2 separate regions of the Homo sapiens genome follow, and region 1 is linked to region 2. Evidence: read pairs that join two places in POLR2A ChIA-PET (ENCODE). Cell type or tissue: A673. All regions are shown on one strand. Each heading gives the region's core, and the rest is flanking DNA. Links, peaks and the distances in the headings are about the cores only. Region 1 overlaps PUS7 (pseudouridine synthase 7). Region 2 overlaps ATXN7L1 (ataxin 7 like 1).

What was found. ChIA-PET counts read pairs that join two places held together with the same protein. Peaks named below come from ENCODE experiments on the same cell type or tissue, not always from the same donor. Only the 100,000 strongest peaks of a DNase experiment are listed, where the experiment ranks them.
Region 1: POLR2A ChIA-PET joins it to region 2 with 18 read pairs; 1 of 35 experiments calls an interaction of 5 or more read pairs at or near these places.

Annotation. Positions count from the first base shown.
Region 1 is chr7:105,448,708-105,460,003 of GRCh38, reverse strand. It overlaps PUS7 (pseudouridine synthase 7), which reads left to right. Exons shown (of 16, transcript NM_019042.5): 15 at 745-836; 16 at 2,078-3,501. The coding sequence ends at 2,214. Among named protein-coding and RNA genes, the nearest start is that of SRPK2, 65 kb to the right of the region's middle. In A673, for the core only: no CTCF peak of the experiment used is centred there; a DNase peak (open chromatin) is centred at 5,443; H3K4me3 peaks cover 484 bases; H3K27ac peaks cover 1,753 bases.
Region 2 is chr7:105,663,652-105,674,947 of GRCh38, reverse strand. ATXN7L1 (ataxin 7 like 1) reads left to right here. Exons shown (of 12, transcript NM_020725.2): 4 at 9,660-9,882. Among named protein-coding and RNA genes, the nearest start is that of EFCAB10, 88 kb to the right of the region's middle. RefSeq lists a silencer at 9,809-10,002 and an enhancer at 9,752-10,046. In A673, for the core only: no CTCF peak of the experiment used is centred there; no DNase peak of the experiment used is centred there.

The DNA of each region.
Region 1 (11,296 bases), core at 4,066-6,565, 220 kb after region 2:
TCACGCCACTACACTCCAGCCTGGGCGACAGAGCGAGACTCCGTCTAAGAAAAAAAGATTTGTCAGTTGTACATTTTTAAAATTTTAATTATTAATGTGAAGAAATGGGGTTTCACCATGTTACCCACGCTGGTCTTGAACTCCTGGGCTTAGTCATCCCACCTCGGCCGCCCAAAGTGTTGGGATTAGAGGCATGAGCCACCATGCCTGGCCCCAGTTGTGCATTTTTAAATAACTAATAGAATATAATTGGATTGAGCCTATTATATTCAGGCACAGTGGCTCACGTTATAATCCCAGCAGTTGGGGAGACTGTGGCGGGTGGATCACCTGAGGTCAGGAGTTTGAGACCTCCCTGGCCAACATAGTGAAACCCCATCTCTACTAAAAATACAAAAATTAGCCAGGCATGGTGGCAGACACCTATAGTCCCAGCTACTTGTGAGACTGAGGCAGGAGAATTGATTGAACCCAGGAGGCAGAGGTTGCAGTGAGCCAAGATCACACCACTGCACTCCAGCCTAGGTGACAGAGTTGAGACTCCATCTCAAAAAAAAAAAAAAATTATATATATAAGCAAAACTTAGGTATAAAATCTGGCCCTGCTATATTATTCAAGATTCCTAACTATAATTATTTACAGTAAACTTACTTGTTTTTCTTGCTAAATAAATGATGATGAGTGGCTTAGTACCTTTTATGAAAGTTCACATTCACACTTATCTTTATTCATATGTTTTGAAGGGAAGTCGTTGCATATGATGATCCCAAAATTCCACTTTTCAACACAGATGTGGACAACCTAGAAGGGAAGACACCACCAGTTTTTGCTTCTGGTAAGTTTACTCAGTCATCAGCTCTGTGTTGACTTTGAAATGTTTTGTTAAACAAAAACATAATTTTTTTTTGAAAACTGCTCTTACAAGCACTACCACCACCCATGATTTCATTGTTGTGTTTTATGACCTTACTTTCACAATTATGGCTGAAAGTTAGTGATTAAAACCAGTAAATCCTCCTGAAAATAAGTGCATGTTATAGATGGTTGTGATATTAGGTGATGGAGTATTTCTCCCCATCCCCCACAGAGACTTACCAAAGGTGAGTGAAAATTCAGGAAGAGTCTAAAAAATTAAATTGGTTGGGCAGGTGCGGTGGCTCACGCTTGTAATCCCAGCACTTTGGGAGGCCGAGGCGGGCGGATCACGAGGTCAGGAGATCGAGACCACGGTGAAACCCCGTCTCTACTAAAAATACAAAAAATTAGCCGGGTGTGGTGGCGGGTTCCTGTAGTCCCAGCTACTTGGAGAGGCTGAGGCAGGAGAATGGTGTGAACACAGAAGGCGGAGCTTGTAGTGAGCCAAGATCACGCCACTGCACTCCAGCCTGGGTGACAAAACGAGACTCCATCTCAAAAAAAAAAAAAAAAAAATTGGTGGCTGGGCGTGGTGGCTCACACCTGTAATCCCAGCAGTTTGGGAGACCGAGACAAGTGGATCACTTGAGGTCAGGAGTTCCAGACCAGCCTGGCCAACATGACAAAACCCCGTCTCTACTGAAAATACAAAAAAAAAAATTAGGCGGGCGTGGTGGTGGGCACCTGTAATCCCAGCTACTCAGGAGGCTGAGGCAGGAGAATCGCTTCAACCCGGGAGGTGGAGGCTGCAGTGAGCTGAGATTACACCACTGCACTCCAGTCTGGGCAACATAACAAGACTCTGTCTCAAAAAAAAATTAATTAATTAATTAAATTGGCATTCTCATCATCAAATTCTTGTTCTGTTTTTTCCCAGGCCGTAATTTATTATTATTTCTTTAACTTTACATGCGTTTCTCTTTTGTGTTCTTCTGTCATCTGCCTTTTTGTGAAAGTTCCTGGGCAGAATTTCTGTAACCATTCAGCAGGTTCACACTCACAGATCTCTTACTTCCATGGTCTCATTCTCCAAGGCCCCCTAGGAAGTGGAGTCTAAGGAAAGCAGCACAGTTCTTTGTATTTGCTTAGAGATTATGTGACTCTCGCTGGTCTGTCTGCAGCTGCCTTCATTTTCTGACTGTTTTCTTTCTTGCCTTGCAGAAGGCAAATACAGGGCTCTGAAAATGGATTTTTCTCTACCCCCTTCTACTTACGCCACCATGGCCATTCGAGAAGTGCTAAAAATGGATACCAGTATCAAGAACCAGACGCAGCTGAATACAACCTGGCTTCGCTGAGCAGTACCTTGTCCACAGATTAGAAAACGTACACAAGTGTTTGCTTCCTGGCTCCCTGTGCATTTTTGTCTTAGTTCAGACTCATATATGGATTTCAAATCTTTGTAATAAAAATTATTTGTATTTTTAAGTTTTTATTAGCTTAAAGAAATAATTTGCAATATTTGTACATGTACACAAATCCTGAGGTTCTTAATTTTAGCTCAGAATATAAATTAGTCAAAATACACTTCAGGTGCTTAAATCAGAGTAAAATGTCAGCTTTACAATAATAAAAAAAGGACTTTGGTTTAAAGTAGCAGGTTTAGGTTTTGCTACATTCTCAAAAGACAGCAGGAGTATTTGACACATCTGTGATGGAGTATACAACAATGCATTTTAAGAGCAAATGCAACAAAACAAATCTGGACTATGGATAAATAATTTGAGAGCTGCCACCCACAAATATAAATACAGTACTCATGCTGACTGAAATAATAAGACATCTACAAATTTATAAACAAAAAGTGATTGTCATTATCCTGCTTATGTACTAGATTCAGGCAAGCATTATAGACTTTTTGGTTGCGGTGGCTTTTGCATTTATATTATCAATGCCTTGCAGGAACGTTGCATTGATAGGCCCATTTTATTTTTTTATTTTTTTTTTCGAGACAGGATCTCACTCTGTAGCACAGGCTGGATTGCAGTGCAATCCTGCAATTCTCAATCTTGCACTGCAGCCTCGACCTCCCAGGCTCCAGTGACTCTCCCACCTCAGCCTCCTAAGTAGCTGGGAGTACAGGCGCGCACCACCACGCCTAGCTGATTTTTGTATTTTTTTGTAGAGACGGGGGTTTGGCCATGTTGCCGAGGCTAACTCCTGGGATTACAGGCATGAGCTGTGCTGGCCGGGTTTTTTTTTCTTGATGTAAACGTGTACAGCTGTTTTATTAGTTAAGGTCTAATTTTTACTCTAGGTGCCTTTTATGTTCAGAACTCTTTCCACTGGACTGGTATTTGCTCAAAAATAAATAATGGTAGAGAAGAAAACTATAAAAATGGACAAGGCTTTCTTCTATCAGTAGCGTTTACCCTTTGTCACCAGTGGCTTTGGTATTTCCATGTCTGGCATTGCATAAACTTCTCTGGTGTGAAAGGATAAATATGCCTTTCTAAAGTTGTATATCAAAATTGTATCAATTTTTATTTTCTATGATTTCTAGAAACAAATGTAATAAATATTTTTAAAATCTCCTTTCTACTGGTTATGTAAATAAATCAAATAAATATATCAAAATGAGTGCAGATAAGAATCTTGACCTTGACTAAAGGTAAGGAACTAAATGAATGTGGGATCCTCATCAGAAATGGTGGTGACACCAAAATGTGTTGTGATCAGCTGTGAAGTATGAGGATAATCTGAGTCAAATGCTACGAATAATTGACTGTGTTGGACTGGACTCCAGGTTATTGGAATCACTCACTCACCTTCCAATGTGCTTTATGGAGTAGAAAAGAAAGGAATGGAAAAGAGCTACCGTACCAGGAGCATTGCACCATGGGAATGTGAATGACATTTGTCTCGTATCTGGTAGTAGAAATGAGATTCGGAACTGTTTTTCAACCCTTTTGTTTTAATGACATCCATCACCACCACACTGCTGAGGCTTAAAAAAGATTGGAAATAGCATGGTAAATTTTATATATATATATATATATATATATATATATTTTTTTTTTTTTTTTTTTTTTTTTTTTTTTTGAGACATTGTTGTTCTGTCACCCAGGCTGGAGTGCAGTGGCGTGATCCTGGCTCTCTGCAACCTCCCACTACCAGGTTCAAGTGACTCTTGTGCCTCAGCCTCGTAAGTAGCTGGGATTACAGGCACCGCTGCCAGGCCTGGCTAATTTTGTATTTTTAGTAGATGCGGAGTTTCGCCATGTTAGCTAGGCTGGTCTCAAACTCCTGGCCTAAAGTGATCTGCCCACTGCTACCTCCCAAAGTGCTGGTATTACAGACGTGAGCCACCATGCCCAGCCCAGTAAATTATCCTTTTTGCTAGCTAGTTTTGAAAGAATATTTTGTCCTAGGTCAGGCACGGTGGCTCACACCTGTACACTTTGGGAGACCAAGGTGGGAGGATTGCCTGAGCCCAGGAGCTTGAGATCAGCCTGGGTAACATAGTGAGACCCTGTCTCAAATATATATATATATATATATATATATATATTTTGTCTTACAAAAGCTAAACATGTATTAAATGTATAGTAGTCCTGTCTGTACCTTCCAGTAATAGCTGGAGTTCTCCTTCATCTGACAGAAAATTATTTATGAAGGGATCTAAGTCTTTCTGTTGCAATTGCATTCAGCAGTTCTGCATTTACAGGTTGAGTATCCCTTACACAAAATGCCTGGGACTAGAAGTGTCTTGGATTTTCATTTTTTTTTTTAGATTTGTACTTCAACTTACTGGTTGGAATCCAAAAATCCAAAATGCTCCAATGAGCAAGTTTTGGATTTTGGATTTTCAGATTTGGGATGCTCAACCAGTATAAATTTGCATTCCAAAACAAAAGTGAAGCTAAACTTGTGTTTTCTTCATCTGGGAAATACTTACGGCTCTATTGTTAACTTTCTTGGCTGTGTTAGCTAGTACCAGTTTGTACATGTCTCTTCATAAACACCAGTGGATAAATAATGATTCAAGGCGGATTCTTCAAGCTGTTTTGAGACTCAGGGGGCACACCACCTAACTCTAGGGACTTACTCAACCTGAAATAAATCATTGCCTTAGCATAGAATTCAGAACATTTTTTGTTGTTTGGAAAGGGAGGAAGTTTCTCTTAGACAAATTTATAAAGCCTGAAAGCAACCTCATCCTCAACATAAAAGTATCATTGCTTCCTAAATTTTTGCCTAAAAGAAATAATAAAGGATCATTCTTTTTATTATAATGTAAAACCAACACTATTCCATAACAGGAAAGGAAGCTAAATAATCAAAATTGTTCTTTCCAATGTTTTTATTCATGGTTTCATGTTGTAGATAATAACTAGACTGCTATTATACTAATAAAAAAAATCCTGATTGCTTCCTGAATCTTCATGGTTTCATGTTGTAGGTAATAACTAGACAGCCATTATACCAGTTTAAAAAATTTCTGGTTGATTCCTGAATCAACCAAAAAATTGGTAACAGCTGCAATACTACATCAGTACTTAAAACTTCACCAGTTGCTCCAGGCTGTATGAATTAACATCGACTGGTATTTGCACTGGAATGCATTTTGTGGTCAATTTGCACTTAAAAAAATAAGGATGCGTGTGTGTAATACAAAATAGAATACATATAAATGTTTTATAGCTACCAATGTGCACTGATGTGCATGTGCCTTTTTGAAACCAAAGCAGACCTGGAGTGTACCATGTAGTTTTTTATTTCAGATATATGAAGAAATGAAACCACACTGGAAGAATGACAAAGCTGAATATGGCCAGCTTCTCATCTTTGTAAATTCAAAAGCATTTGCTTGCTCAGCAAAGGATAACTTTAAGGCTTTCTTTGTTCAGTGAAATCTGCTTTTCCACTTTGTGTAGGGTAGAACTTAGTTTTGGATCATGAACACCTTGGAAAATCTGAGGGAGAAGTATAGACATTGCTTCCAGGAGAAGGAAAGCGGGAAAGTGTATCCATATGTGTGTGTGTTACAAATTCATGCAAACTTTTTATACAATTTTAGGGGCTTCAATGTATTCAATAAGACCCCCTACTCTAGGTAAGTGCTTTCCAACCTTTAATGTACTTAACAGTCACCTGGTGATCTTCTTAAACTGCAGGATGTATTTCAGGAAGTCCAGGTAGAATATGAAATACTGCATTTCTAACCAGTTCCCTACATGTGCTGCTGTTACACACGAAGCAGCCAGGCTCCAGACCTGTACTGGCCAACACAGCGGCCACTAGCCATGTGACTACTTAAACTTGACTTAAGCTTCTCAGTCACAGTTTCAACTGCTCCATAGCCAAATATATGGCTAGTGGCTCTGTGGTGTACAGCACTGACGCAGTTAATAAATCAATCACCTGAGATACAAAGGAGAGTCTACACTGATCAGATGTGATACTGTTGCAGGCTGGGCGCTGCAGCTCATGCCTGTAATCCCAGCACTTTGGGAGGCCGAGGCGGGCGGATCACTTGAGGTCAGGAGTTCAAGACCAGCCTGGCCAGCATGGTGAAACCCCGTCTCTACTAAAAATACAAAAATCAGCCAGGCATAGTGGCAAATGCCTGTAATCCCAGCTACTCGGGAGGCTGAGGCAGAACTGCTTGAACCCAGGAGGCAGAGGTTGCAGTGAGCCAAGATCACACCATTGAACTCCAGCCTAGGCAACAGAGGGAAACTCCATCTGAAAAAAAAAAAAAAAAAAAAAAGTAATACAGTTGCAAATGTTGCAGAATTTCTGCTCCTTAGTTCAGCTAAATCCAAGTTCTTATGTCATGACCAGGAAAAAGTTAGGCACAGACACATTGAAGGGTGAGCAGAACAGAATATATTGGGCAAAATGGGCAAAAGAAAAAAAACTCTCAGCAAAGCAAGAGGGGTTTCTGCTAACAGGCCCCACCTCACAGATTGATTCCAGGCCATACACAGGAACTGAAGAACCCAGGCTCCTTCCCCCTGCAAGCAGCATGAACTTCTTTGACTCCATCCTGTTCTCCCAGTGCTCAGGCCGGTCCAAGATTCTCCTGGGACCCTCCCCTGTATTTTCCTCTTGCATCTATCAACACCTGGTGATGCTGATGATTACAGGCAAACAATGAATATATGTGCAAAAGGGATTACATTGTAATTAGATCCAAGGCTCATATTGATGATCTAAGATTTCACACTTGAGATCGCTAAGAGCCTTCCTTAAACTCACTTCCATGCTTCTTATTTTTTGGCTTCCTCCAGGATCACTAATAATTCTTTTTTCCTTGTTTGTTTGTTTGAGACGGAGTCTCACTCTGTCACCCAGGCTGGAGTGCAGTGGCGGGATCTCAGCTCACTGCAACCCCTGCCTCCTGGGTTCAAACAATCCTCCCACCTCAGCCTCCCGAGTAGCTGGGACCACAAGCACGTGTCACCATACCTGACTAGTGTTTTTGTGTTTTTGGTAGAGAAGAAGTTTCGCCATGTTGGCCAGGTGGGTCTCGAACTCCAGGGCTCAAGTGATCCACGCGTCTCAGCCTCCCAAAGTGCTGGGATTACAGGCGTGGGTCACTGCTCCCCGCCTTTTCTTTCTTTGCTACCCTTGTCCAAAGGTTTCGTCAAACCATTCTTAAGGCACTGTGGCCTTGTTACTCCATACAGAAAATTTACCCTCCACCCTCTAAAAAAGTCATAATTGTTGTAATTAAAAACTCCTTGGCTGTAGCTTCTTATGAAAGCAGCAGCTGCAAAAAGCAGGAATGGCCAGAAAGCCCATATTATTGTGTTGTCCTTCGGGTATACTGTGTTGATTTTCTGTTACGGCTTATCCAGCTGTGCTAGACTCCTGGAAAGTACCCAGTATGTAAAAAGAGATGACAACAGGAAACCATGGTGGGAGAAGTTATTCAAAGCCCCTGTCTCCTAATGCATATTTACAGTCCCCTCAAAAGCCCTACATGGATCTTTAGAGCAGCTTTGTCCAATACAAATATAATGTGAGCCATGTATGTGATTGAAATTTTCTGGTAGCCTTATTAAGAAAATGAAAAGAAACAAGTAAAATTAATGACGTAGTTTCTATAAAGCAACATATCCAAAATATCGTTTCAACTTATAAGTAATATAAAAAATATTTTACATTCTCTTTTTTGTACTGTCTTAAAAAACCAGTGTGTATTTTACACTTAAAATATATATCAATTTGGACTAGCTGTATATTTCATGCTCAATAGCCACTTGTGGCCAATGGCTACCACATTGGACGTTGAGTCTTCAGAAAGATCACTTGTTCTTTGTTGCATGTCACCAGTATAATGGTAAATTTGAGTATTAAGGTTTGATTTTTTAAATTGGGAATATGTAGGTTGGAAGCACAGCTAGTTAAATATGATTTTGAAATGTTTACTGGATTGTTAAGTTTTATACTGATTGGGAGTAAATACTTTTGCTATGGGAGCACATAACAAACATGGTTGTTATTAGGTTCTAAAATATTATCAGAGTGTTTGAAATTTTCCAAGCAATTCAGATAACACCCTACAATTTTCTTTCACCTATAAATAATGAAAAGCTAATCCTCAGTGCAGCCTCTATTTAGATTTTATTTTATTTTTTATTTATTTATTTTTGAGACAGGTTCTCGCTCTGTTGCCCAGGCTGGAGTGCAGTGGTGTGATCTCGGCTCACTGCAACCTCCGCCTCCCGGGTTCAAGCAATTCTTGTGCCTCAGCCTCCCAAGTAGCTAGGATTACAGGCATGAGCCACTGTGCCCAGCCTTCTATTTAGATTTTAAATTCCATGTTCATGGAATATAAATTGAGGTTTGGGAGATGAGAATAAGGATAGAGTCAGAAGTAAAAAAAAATTTGTGAAAACAGCACATGAAGCTAAGAACTCAGGTTGTACAGGATGGCAAGGTGATTAGGCAGGGCTGAGGTTTTGTTTTGGCTTTTATTAATGATAGCTTTATTGAGGTATAATTTACATACCATACAATTCACTCATTTAAGTGTACAAAGGATTTTGGTATATTTGGAGTTGCGCAACCATTATCACAATCATTTTTACTTTTTTTTTTGAGACAGAGTCTCGCTCTGTTGCCCGGGCTGGAGTGGCGTGATCTCAGCTCACCACAACCTCTGCCTCCCAGGTTCAAGTGGCTCTCCTGCCTTAGCCTCCCAAGTAGCTGGGACTACAGGTGCGTGCCACCATGGCCAGCTAATTTTTGTATTTTTAGTAGAGACAGGGGTTTCACCATATTGGCCAGGCTGGTCTTGAACTCCTGACCTCGTGATCTGCCTGCCTCAATGTCCCAAAGCCCTGGGATTACAGGCGTGAGCCACTGTGCCCGGCCCATTTTTTTATAATCTCAAAAAGAAACTTCAAATGCATTAGCGTTGACTTCCTATTATCACCTCAGCCCCAGCCCCTGGCAACTGCTACTTTCAATCTCTGTTGATTGGTCTCTTCTAGTCATTTGATATAAATGAAATTATACAATATGCGGGACTGACTTTCACTTAGCATAATGTTTTCAAGGTTTATCCAGTTTGTGACGTAAAAGTACTTTATTCCTTATTTAGGCAAACAATACTCCATCTATGAATATACCACATTTTATTCATGTTCATCAATTGATAGACGTTTGGGTTGTTTCCACCTTCTGGCTTTTATGAATAATGCTGTTATAAACATTTTGGTATGAGTTTTTGTACAGTCATATGTCTCCATTTCTCTTGAGTATAAAGCTAGGAGTGGAATTTCTGTGTCATATAACTGTGTTTAATCTTTGAAGAACTCTCAGACTGTTTTCCTAAGTAGCTGCACCATGTTACATTCCCACTAGGAGTGTATGACAGTTCTATTTTCTCCACATCCTCGTCAACACTTGTTGTTATCTGTCTTTGTGATTGTAGCCATCCTTTTGGGTATAAAGAGGTTTCTCTGCTGGACGTGGTGGCTCACGCCTGTAATCCCAGCACTTTAGGAGGTCAAGTTGGGCAGATCACTTGAGGTCAGGAGTTTAAGACCAGCCTGGCCAACATGGTGAAACCCCATGTCTACTAAAAATACAAAAATTAGCCAGACATGGTGGCAGGCACCTGTAATCCCATCTACTTGGGAGGCTGAGACAGGAGAACTGCTGAACCTAGGAGGCAGAGGTTGCAGTGAGCCAAGATTGCGTCACTGCACTCCAGCCTGGGCGAGGGAGCAAGACTCCATCTCAAAAGCAAAAATAAAAATAAATTTAAACAAATGAAAATAAAGTGGTTTCTCACTACGGTTTTGATTTGCATTTCCCTGATGACTATGTGGAATATTTTTGTATGCTTATTGGCCATTTGTCTATTCTTTGGAGAAATGTCTATTGAGATCTTTTGCCCATTTGGGGGGTGTTATTTTTCTTTATGTTGTTGAGATCTAGAGTTCTTTGTATGTTCTAGGCACAAATCCTTTACCAGGTATACGATTGGCAAATATTTTCTCCCATTCCATGGGTTGTCTACTTTCTTTTTTTTTTTTTTTTCTTTTGAGACAAGATCTCATTGTTGCTCAGGCTGTCTGTAGTAACACGATCACGGATCACTGAGGCCTCAACCTCCCAGGCTTAAAAGTAGCTGGGACTACAGGCACACACCACTACAGGCTAATTTTTGTATTTTTGGTAGAGATGGGGTTTCACCATGTTGTCCAGGCTGGTCTTGAACTCCTGAGCTCAAGCCATCTGCCTGCCTCGGCCTCCTAGAGTGCTGGGATTACAGGCTTGAGCCACTGAGCCTGGCCTATCTTTACTTTCTTGAGGGTTGGGTTTTTGTTTTGTTTTGTTTTTTGAGACAAAGTCTTGCTCTGTCACCAGGCTGGAGTACAGTGGCGTGATTTTGGCTCACTGCAACCTCCCCCTCCCGGGTTCAAGCGATTCTCCTGCCTCAGCCTCCCGAGTAGCTGAGACCACAGGCACATGCCACCACGCCCACCTAATTTTTGTATTTTTAGTAGAGACGGGATTTCACCATGTTGGCCAGGATGGTCTCGATCTCTTGACCTCGTGATCTGCCTGCCTCGGCCTCCCAAAGTGCTGGGATTACAAGCGTGAGCCACTGCGCCCAGCTGAGGGTTGGGTTTTAAAGGCTGTAGGAGTTATTCTTTATTGAAATTTTGTTTCTAAACTAAGTTCCTATGGTGTCCATAATAACTAGATTGCTGCAGTGTCCACAGTAACCATCTGAAAATGGATTTTCATGACTGGGAGGGCTCAGGGTTAAGCGCAAGAATTCACAACCATAACTTTACAGGATGAAAATAGTCAGGCACTGCCAGGAGCGGTGGCTCACACTTGTAATCCCAGCACTTTGGGAGGCCTAGGCAGACGGATCACTTGAGATCAGGAGTTGAAGACCAGTCTGGC
Region 2 (11,296 bases), core at 2,925-5,424:
CCCACAGATTCTATTTCTGTAGTTTTTCCTTTTAGCTAGTCTAGGTGTCTTGTGAGGGCATCCCTGGGGGCTGATGGAAGTATTTCAGGGCCCTGGAAAGCCCCTGGGACTCCCCAGATCCTGCCCAATAGTGGTGATGCCAGAAATTTGCACCTTAGTATAAATGACAAATAGAAGAGGAGGAGGAAGGGGGAATGCCACCACAGGGGAAAAGTTAAAAAGGATCCTAAGTTACATGACTTCACAGCAGCTCTGGAATGGGAAATGCCCTTGTAAGAATCATCCCAGTTGCATTTCTAAAGCGTGGAGGGAAAGGAACATCCCAGGCAGGGTGGCATGGTAGAAAGGGCATTGGCTCTGGGGCCAGGCAAGCCTGGGCTTTCCTGCCAGCTGCTGAGGTCTGCGTGACCTTGGTCTTGTTTCACAATCTTGCTAAGCTTTAATTTCCCCCATCTGATATCTAAGAAGAAAAAAAAATAATAGTAATTTCCCCATCTATAACAAGGCAACTAACGGTATCATACCACATGGTAGGGTTATTGGGTAGATGAGCTGGTGAGTGAAAAGCAGCTTACACAGTGCCTGATATATAGTAGGTACTCAAGAAAGCCTGCTTTCCCTCCTAACTGAATGAATGTGCATGGGGTGACCAGATGACGAAGAAACCATCCCAGAGCCTAGGGATTTGGGAACTGAGCTGGTGTTGGTGTGAACAGTGTAGACCACAGGCCCACACTCATATTTGTCAAAAGAACTTAGTGCCCAAGATAGGTCATGTTGCCCAGCAGTGGGTAGGAGGTGAAGAGGGGTAAAGAAGACCTAGCATAACCTTTGCTTAAGGAACGCCTCCTCGGCTCCTCAGCCCTGCCATCTTTTAAAGAGGTACTGCAGTCTGAGAAGGGAATGGGCACTCCAGAAAAGCTCACAAGCACTCCTGGCATGGAAACTGCTTGGCACAGCTCTGCCTGCATTCGCAGCCTGTCCTATCACCTGACTTTCCTGTGTCTTCATTTCCTCCTCTGCTGAGCAAGGCTGATTCAATATCCCCCCTTACACCATGGCAGTAAGTTTAGTATCTAACTACGATGGTGACAAATGAGACAACAGGCCCAGGTTCTAGCCCAAGCTCCTCCACTTAATAGTCTTATGACTTTGGGCAAGTTTCTCAAATGCAGTCTGTCTCCATTTCCACAGCTGGGGGGAATCGTTACCTCACCAAGCGGCTGTAAGTACAGCTGGCCTGGCTCCTGGCACGGCTCCCAGTGCCAAGGTGCCAGCCCTGCCTCTCTCTCCAACTCCAGTTTACTTTTGGAAGAAGGCCCCTTGGAAATCAGGGTGTTTATAGGCAGCATCCTGACTGCAGCTACAAAAGCAGATTGAACCCACTGATAAGATAGAAACCGGCTAATGACTTGCCAAGCACCTGCCCTCAAAAGTGGGGGCTGAAGGAGACTCCATGCTGTCAAGTGAGTAAGCCAGGTGCTGGCCTAAGCCCAAGTGTGCTTACACAACCATGGCAGGCCACAAGCGACTGTGGTGCTCAAAGTCTATTGGGAGGGGGTTAGTCCCTTAAAAGCCATATTGGAAAATTCTCAACAAGTTCTTTCTAAAAATGGTGCAGGGAGCCACCTTGAGTATTTGCAGCCGGCTCAGCCATTCATGAGGCATCTGTGCTAAGGTTTTAAATACAGGACACTGATGCTGCAAGTATGAAAATATCTCCATGAATAAGCGTATGGGGAAGGGAACACTGAATTTTTACTGAAATGGGATTGCCTGAGAACCTGATGGATTTTATCTTCAGAGAGTGAGGGGAGCAAACTGGAGACACCAGGGTTCCCCGCGCCTATCAGATTTTTGGGATGCTGACAGCTGGTGTCTGCAAGCTCCCTGCTTGGCTGATCTCCAGGACTGCCCCTGGAGTTGCACCTGGATGTTTAAGGAGGCTGTGGGGAAGCAGGTGGTCTTGAAACAGTCAGCTGCTGAGGCCTTGGCCTGGACTTCCTGTGGTGGAAATGCACAAAAGTAAAAGGATTTGGCTTTTCATTTCTTTGGTACTGGGGCCCCCCAACTCTTTGTGATTGAGGTCTTAGGCAATGGTATGAGCTGCTGACTGGTACCTGCCAGCTGCCTAACACCTAAAAAGTGTTTCTTCCTCTCCCTAGGGGAGTCAGGTGCCCTGCTGAAATGCCCACAGACAGTGGGAAAGGAGAGGTCCCGCTGGCTCTTTCAGATTCCTCCTATCTGTAGCAGAATCTTCCAGGATTCCAAGGTGGTAGAGCCCAGAGTTAAGACAGGGGCTCTGAAAACATCCCCAGATCTGATGTTTTCTAGCTCTGTGACCTTAAGCAACTCATTGTATCTCTGAGCCTCAGGAATTATACCTCAAGGAAATAATTCTAAATCACTTTTTAAATCAGTTTTTTAAAAGACAAATAGTAGGTCGACAGTACGAGAATAGCTAAATAATCTACAGCACATTAATGATTGAATATTACCTAACAGTTTAAAATGGCAAGTATGTGGGAATTTGATATGTATATGCAGAATAATGTTAGTTGACAAGGAATAGTCCAAAATATCCATTGATTACAGCTTTGTTAATCAAACTTACCTGTAGAAAAGAGAAACTAGTAGTGCCTCTCTTTTTTGGGGGGGGCAGGGGACGGAGTCTCACTCTGTCGCCGAGACTGGAGTGCAGTGGCATGATCTCGGCTCACTGCAGCCTCCGCTTCCAGGGTTCAAGTGATTCTCCTGCCTCAGCCTCCCGAGTACCTGGGATTACAAGCGCCTGCCATCACACCCAGCTAATTTCTGTATTTTTAGTAGAGACCGGGTTTTACCATGTTGGTCAGGCTAGTCTCGAACTCCTGACCTCGTGTTCCACCCACCTGGGCCTCCCAAAGTGCTGGAATTACAAGCGTGAGCCACCACGCCCGGCCGTGCCTCTCTTAAGGTATTGTAAGAATGAAATGCTATAAGGTAAATCAAAGTGTTTAGAAGAGTGCCTGGCACATAAGAAAAAAAAATTCTTTTTTTTTTTTTTTTTTTTTTTTTTGAGACAGGGTCTCACTCTGTCATTCAGGCTGGAGTGCAGTGGAACAATCTCAGCTCACTGCAGCCTTGACCTCCCAGGCTCAAGCAATCCTCCCACCTCAGCCTCCTAAGTAGCTGGGACTAAAGGCACACACCTGGCTGATTGTTTTTAATTTTTTGTAGAAGCAGGGTTTCACCATGTTACCCAGCTAGTTTTGAACTCCTGAGCTCCAGCAATCCACCCGCCTCAGCCTCCCAAAGTGCGGGAATTACAGGCATGAGCCACTGTACCCACCTGAAAAATCTTAAAACTATTATTACTATTGATCAAAGGACAGAACGGGTGAGAGCAGAGGTTGCTGGCTGAAGATCATTCACTGAGGTTGTTATTGATGTATTGAATACTTAATTCTGCACGGGTGTTCTGATAGTGATTTTCTGTTTTTCCTAAAGTAGGTGAGTGGTGCTTATATTCAATATTAGCACAGTAGATTGGTTTGGTCTTTCTGTTACACGGTCTGGAAAGAAATGTGTAGCAAGAGCTATAAAGCTGCAGCCTTTCACTTTGGGAATTATACCTCAAGGAAATAATTCTGAATCACTTTTTAAATAAATTTTTTTTTTTTTTTTGAGACGGAGTCTCACTCTGTTGTCAGGCTGGAGTGCAGTGGTGTAATCCAGGCTCACTGCAACCTCCGCCTCCCGGGTTCAAGTGATTCTCCTGCCGCAGCCTCCTGAGTAGCTGAGATTACAGGCACCCGCCACCACACCCGGCTAATTTTTTTTTTTTTTTTTTTTTTTTTTTTTGAGACGTAGTCTCGCTGTCGCCCAGGCTGGAATGCAGTGGCGCCATCTTGGCTCACTGCAAGCTCTGCCTCCCGGGTTCACGCCATTCTCCTGCCTCAGCCTCCCGAGTAGCTGGGACTAACAGGCGCCCGCCACCTCGCCGGGCTAATTTTTTGTATTTTTAGTAGAGACAGGGTTTCACCGTGTTAGCCAGGATGGTCTCGATCTCCTGACCTCGTGATCCATCCGCCTCGGCCTCCCAAAGTGCTGGGATTACAGGCGTGAGCCACCGCGCCCGGCTACACCCGGCTAATTTTTGTATTTTTAGTAGAGATGGGGTTTCACCATGTTGGCTAGGGTGGTCTCAATCTCTTGACCTTGTGATCCACCCACCTTGGCCTCCCAAAGTGCTGGGATTACAGATGTCAGCCACCACGCCCGGCCAAATCAGTTTTTTTTTTTTTAAAGATAAATAGTAGGTAGACAGCAAGAGAGTAGCTAAATAATCTGCGCCATGTTAATGATTGAATATTACCTAACAGTTTAAAATAGCAAGTTTGTGGGAATTTGATACGTATATGTAGAATGTTAGCTGACAAAGAATAGTCCAAAATATCCATTGATTGCAGTTTTCTTAATAAAGCTATATGCATTAACGAAGACTAAGAAAATTTAGAGGAAAGTGCTCTTTTTCTCTAAAATTGCTTAAGTATTAAATATTTTAACAATGAGGGATATCATGTACTACAAATTCTTTCTGGGCAGGGCAAATGGAATTAGAATAACTATAGGGATCTACCTTAGGCAGTCCCTTAATCAAAACATAGAAAGACATGATTGAGCCTCAAGTGGGTGAAGGCTTGTATCTGAATGATTGTAATGTACAGCAGGAGAGCTTCACTCAGAGAAACCTCACCTGCACAGCAGCGTCTTTTTGCAAAAGATAAGACCCTGCCTTCTTCTATCACTAACCTAACCCGCCTCCTCACCAACGCAAAACTGTGTAAGTCCACTACAGGCAGGTCTTCATAGACTAGAGAAACAAAGATTGAATAGGTCTTTTTGTAAAATCCACTCACTCTGCCCTACCTGGGACATCAGTTCTACCCATTTTCAAAAGCCTAGCTACAGCTCACCTCCAGAGTGAATCCCTGACCACTGACTCTATTGGTCCCTCCACTTTAATTTTTTTTTTTTTTTTTTTTTGAGATGGAGTTTAGCTCTTGTTGCCCAGGCTGGAGTGCAATGGTTCGATCTCGGCTCACTACAACCTCCACTTCCTGGGTTTAAGCGGTTCTCCTGCCTCAGCCTCCCGAGTAGCTGGGATTACAGGCATGCGCCACCACGCCCAGCTAATTTTGTATTTTTAGTAGAGACAGGGTTTCCCCATGTTGGTCTGGCTGGTCTCAAACTCCCAGCCTAAGATCCACCCGCCTTGGCCTCCCAAAGTGCTGGGATTGCAGTCGTGAGCCACCGTGCTGGGCCTTTAAATTCTTATATGACCTTTCTCACCTGCACTGGTAGGGGACAAGCTTGTTCCCATAGCTCAAGGGTTGTGAGAGCCCTTCTGATTTAATTCAGTTTCACAAGTAGGACATACTGCTTTCGCCTATTTATTACAATACAAAATCACACATCAAACAACCAAAAAAAACTTATATTAAGGGCAAAGGGCTGTCTTCAGGTTTTAATTAATATTCCCTCACTGCAACTTGTTCTTTCAATTGACAATTTAAGGCAAGTTTCTGAATCTAAAATATGAAACCAGGCATGGTGGCTCACACCTGTAATCCCAGCAGGCGGATCACTTGAGGTCGGGAGTTTGAAACCAGCCTGGCTAACAAGGCGAAACCCTGTCTCTACTAAAAATACAAAAATAAGTCAGGCATGGTGGTGCGTACCTGTAATCGCAGCTACTCAGGAGGCTGAGGCAGGAGAATTGCTTGAACCTGGAGACAGAGGTTGCAGTGAGCCAAGATCACGCCGCTGGACTCTAGCCTGGACAACAGAGCGAGACTGTCTCAAAAAATAAAATATGAAACCAAGAAAAAAGCTTATCCACTGATACAGTTGTTTTGTGGGCCAGATGTGGTAGCTCACCTGTAATCCCAACATTTTGCGAGGCCAAGGCAAGAGGATCTCTTGAGCCCAGGAGTTCAAGACCAGCCTGGGAACATAGAGAGACTTTGTCTCTGCAAAAAAAAAATATATATATATGTTTTCAGAGAGAGTCTTGCTCTGTTGCCCAGGCTGGAGTGCTCTGGTACAATCACAACTTGCTGTAGCCTCTACCTCCCAGGCTCAAGCGATCCACCCACCTTGGCCAGCCAAAGTGCCAGGATTATAGGCATGAGCCACCATGCCTGGCCTTACCAAAAAAAAGTTTTAATTAGTAAGTAACCGGGGCCAGGCGCAGTGGCTCATGCCTACAATCCCAGCACTTTGGGAGGCTGAGACGGGCAAATCACTTGAGGCCAGGAGTTCAACACTAGCCTGGCCAACATGATGAAACCCTATCTCTACTAAAAATATAAAAATTATCCAGGCGTGATGGTGCATGCCTATAATCCCAGCTACTTGGGAGACTGAGATCTTGAGAATCTTCAGCCTTGATTCTCCCAGGCTCAAGAGAAACTCTTGAGGGAGGTTGCAGTGAGATGAGATCCTGCCACTGCACTCCAGCCTGGACCACAGAGCAAGACTCTGTCTCAAAAGATCATATTAATTAGCCGGGTATGGTGGCACATGCCTGTAGTCCCAGCTACTCAGAAGGCTGAGTTGGGAGGATCGCTTGAACCTGGAAGGCAGAGGTTGCAGTAAGCCATGATCGTGCCACAGCAATCTAGCCTGGGTGACAGAGTTTTTTTTCTGTCTCAAAAAAAAGGTTTTTTCTGTAAATTTAGCAGCAGAATGTGTCAGCCAGAACCACTAACGAGAATTCTTTTAGAAGGTGATTGTAGAATCACTGGCCTGGCACATTTATTTTGTCCTTCATGGCACACTTCCTTGTGATTTATCTTTGTTTACTTGCATAATTTTTAACCCTTAGTTTAGCAAAATAAACGTATCTTCATTATTCAGGTTTATCTCCCCACCTAAACCAAGAAATATTTCTGTACATCCCACACCCACCCACCACCAGCTTTGAGTAAGTAATAGCAAAGGAGTGAATGAAGACTGCAGAAAAATCTAAAGCAGTAATGGTAAAAATTGAAATCTTGTTTTCATATTGGAAGCCTCTGCCGAAAAAGAAATTGCTAAACAAGACATTTCTGAGAGGCAGAAAGTCGATAGACTTGAAGTTAGGAGACTTGGTTCTAGTCTCAGGATTGTCGCTAACTAGCTTTAACCTGAAGGCTGGCAACTGATAACCTCATCTATCAGAAAGATCATACTAGTTGACTTTTTTTTTTTTTTTTTTTTTTTTGAGACGGAGTCTCGCTCTGTCGCCCAGGCTGGAGTGCAGTGGCGGGATCTCGGCTCACCGCAAGCTCCGCCTCCCGGGTTCACGCCATTCTCCCGCCTCAGCCTCCCAAGTAGCTGGGACTACAGGCGCCCGCCACTACGCCCGGCTAATTTTTTGTATTTTTAGTAGAGACGGGGTTTCACCATTTTAGCCGGGATGGTCTCGATCTCCTGACCTCGTGATCCGCCCGCCTCGGCCTCCCAAAGTGCTGGGATTACAGGCGTGAGCCACCGCGCCCGGCCACTAGTTGACTTTTAAGATACAGTTCTAACCTTTAGTGATTCTAAGTTCTGCATTTTCTAATTTCCTGGCTTCGAATTTTATTCACCTAGTTTCCTGCCTTCCTGAGAGGCAGGTAGGCCCATGTACTCAGCACAGAGGCACCCTGATCCTTGAGTAGCCCTGACCCTGGCAATCACCTCACCTCTCTGGGTCTCCTTTGGCCAGTCAGCCATGAGGAGGGTGGAGACCCCTGGCTGCTTCCTGCCTGTGTCACAGGGGTTGTAAAAGCCAGTACAATTTTACAAAGGACGAATTCCCCCAAGGAAGATCTTGCCTGAGTAAAATTGTTCAATATTTTGGCTGTTATTACTGCTCTGACATCCAGGAATCATGAGAGATGAGAAGGGAAGGAACAGGTGTAAGTATCCCTTGTATTTATGGTGATTGAGTGGAAGGAGGCTTCGAAGCCATCTAGGGACCCACTTCATTCACAGATAAAGACACAGGAACCAAGGAAGTTTAAGTGGTAAACTGAAGGCCACGAGCCTAATACTGTGTATATGCGGTTGGAGTGGGAGCCCAGGTCTCCTGGCTCCCAGCCCTCAAAACAGAGGCCCCAGAACTAGCTCTTTGTTTTCAAAAGCTTCAACAGGATGGCTTCTGAGAACTAAGCTGTATGCAAAGGTCTACTCTGATTCAATGAGGAAAAAGCACCCTGTAAACTTATTCTTTGTAGGCAGCATATGAGCACTGGTCAAGCAAAGAAACCCAGCAATTGGATGATCCTCAAAAATCTGCTTCCTCCTAATTCCCATTGCATCAGAAGACTAAATTCAGTCTGCTTTGAGACAGCCTGGCAACCCATTGGTACAAGGGAGTACAGAGAAAAACCCCAGACTCCTGTCGCAGCTGGCCACAGGTGGGAGGCTTGCATCTCCCAGGTCAGGGTGCCTGCAAAAGCAACCAGGAAAGGTGCCCTAATGAGAGAAGCCTAGGCTCAGCTTTGGGCTGGAGAGAGAATGATCTGTCATCTTTGCCTGTCACATTTTGCATTATCAAATTCAGCCAGATTTTCAGATCTCTAGTTCAGGAGAACTGTTATAATTTCATTTATTTATTCAACACATGTTAATTAAGCACTAATTATGTGTGAGACATAAGAGAGCCAGAGAGGACTTAGGGTTTCAGGAAGCTTTGTCTTTTTTAGGGTTTGGGATTCCTTCCTGTAATCATGTACAAAGTTTTTGGGCAGGTGTAAAAGTGTGTTTTGCTGGGTTCTTAAATTTTTATCAGATCTGTTATTCTAAAACAATTTAAGAACCCCATAGCGGGTGCACACTAGAACTTTACTTCATGCATCTGCTCTCCTGGTCAGTATCCTCATCCTGCCCATTCAGTCGAAAGCACAGTGGCTAACAGAATGTGAACAAGTGAGGCATCTCTGCCCAGAGCTCTGGTATTCTCTGTAGAACCTCAGGAAGTTGTGCTCGCCGGCCCAAGTCCATGCCCCACATTGCAGATTCTGCCTCAAGCGTTGACATCCTCCTGCATGTGGCCCTCAATCTCTGTGGACCCTGAGGAGGCCATAGCAGGGGTGTGCTGACACTGTCCTCTCAGTCCCAGGACAGCTGCTGGGCCACTTCCTCGCTTGCAAAGTCCTTTCGATTCAAGCCTGCTGGTCCGTCTTACTTTAGTGCTCCTGCAGATTGTCAGGTTCAAGAGTTTCCTGTTTGTTAAGAGTCCTGCCCTGTCCACTGCCCTGATGGACCTGTGGCCTCTGTGTAGCTGTCTAGGAATTGCTTTGGCTATGTGTGGTTGTCCCACTGTTCAGATGACACCTGGTGTCCCTCTGCTACTCCTGTGGAAGTGGTTTTGCAGAAAGATGGCCTGGTAAATGCCTCCCATGAGAACCCTGATGTTAGTTGAGCATGCCATTTGATACAGAAACCCAGAACATAATTATTGCTAGCTGGTGGAATAGGAGCATATGTCAAGACAAATCGTCTCATCAGAACCTAGGCTTCAGGAATGCCAGTGCTGTAGGGAAAGCGCTTCTCTCCGCCTGTTGTGTGTTTGAGTGTATGTGAGTGTGTGGGAGCCTCACCTGCTACAGATGCTGTGCTGAGTTCTCTACTTTCTGCCCCTGTAGAGAGAAGACACGGTTCAATGTGTAGACCTTCTCCCTCTCCAGTGTCTCCAGCCTCCAATCCCAGGACATCACTAGTACAGGTGAAAACAAAAGCCTGTCTCAGCGGCCATCACTCTGCCAGCAGCACCTCAAAGCCATTCAAAACGCCCAAAGACAATCTACTTACCTCCAGCAGCAAACAGCACACAGTCTTTCCTGCGAAAGGATCAAGGGATAAACCATGGTGAGTCAGCTGGCTGGCAGCCAGCTGCTGTCTGTCCCCCCTGCTGTTCCTGTCACCATGGGGAAATAGTATTTACTCTCTGGCTTTGTTCCTAGGTGTCACATGCAGGAATTTGGGGGACTGAGGAATGAAAGGACAGAAACCCAAAATGATGGAAAGATAAACCTAAATATTAGAGGGCATGTGGGACCTTAAGAGTACCATATGGGCCACGCTCACACCTGTAATCCCAGCACTTTGGGAGGCTGAGGTGGGTAGATCACCTGAGGTCAGGAGTTTGAAACCAGCCTGGGCAACACAGTGAAACCCTGTCTCTACTAAAAATACAAAAATTAGTCAGGTGTGGTGGCACACACCTGTAATCCCAGCTACTCAGGAGGCTGAAGCAGAATTGCTTGAACCCGGGAGGCGGAGTTGTGGTGAGCCGAGATCACGCCACTGCACTCCAGCCTGGGTGACAGTGAAACTCTGTCTCAAATATATATATATACACACACATACATAATATATATATGTATATTATACATATATATATTATACATATGTATATATATATTATACATATATTATACATATATGTATACATATATTATACATATACACACATACATATATATATATATTTGAGACAGAGTAGATATATACATGTATATACCGTATGCCTGACGGGGGATTTTTTTAATTCTCTTGAGAGTTGAGCCAAGTTGTGTCTAAGAAAAGGGTAACAGGGAAATATTTCTCAGTTCTGCTGCCACCTCTCAATTTTCCACCCCAGTGAAGAGAAGCTCTGGTGTAAAATCAAAAGCACTGACAGTGTGCCTGGTGTGGAGCAAGACCACGGCCCTACCCGCAACACTGGGTCCCAGGTCCTGTGGAATAGTGGAATAGCCACCAGCAGAGGCAACTAATTGGGAGCTGACCATGGGAGAAAGAGAAGAAAGCCAAGTAGAAGGTCACCCCTTTGGGGGAGTGGGCTGTGAAAATTCAGAGGCTTTTGGCCAGGCGTGGTGGCTCATGCCTGTAATCCCAGCACTTTGGGAGGCTGAGGTGGGCAGATCACTTGAGGTCAGGAGTTCAAGACCGGCCTGACCAACGTGGCGAAACCCCATCTCTACTAAAAATATAAAAATTAGCTGGGCATAGTGTTACACACCTGTAATCCCAGCTACTGGGGAGGCTGAGGCAAGCAGGAGAGTTGCTTCAACCCGGGAGGCAGAGGTTGCAGCGAGCCGAGATTGTGCCACTGCGCTCCAGCCTGGATGACGAAGTGAGACTCCTGTCTCAAAAAAAAGAAAAAAAAAATCTGAGGCTTTTAATTCATTTTGTTATCTCAGCCCTTACTAAAAAGTCAGAAAAGGTTGCCTGTGGAAAAGACAGCTAGGAAACCAAACTTAAAACAAGGAAGATGAGTATC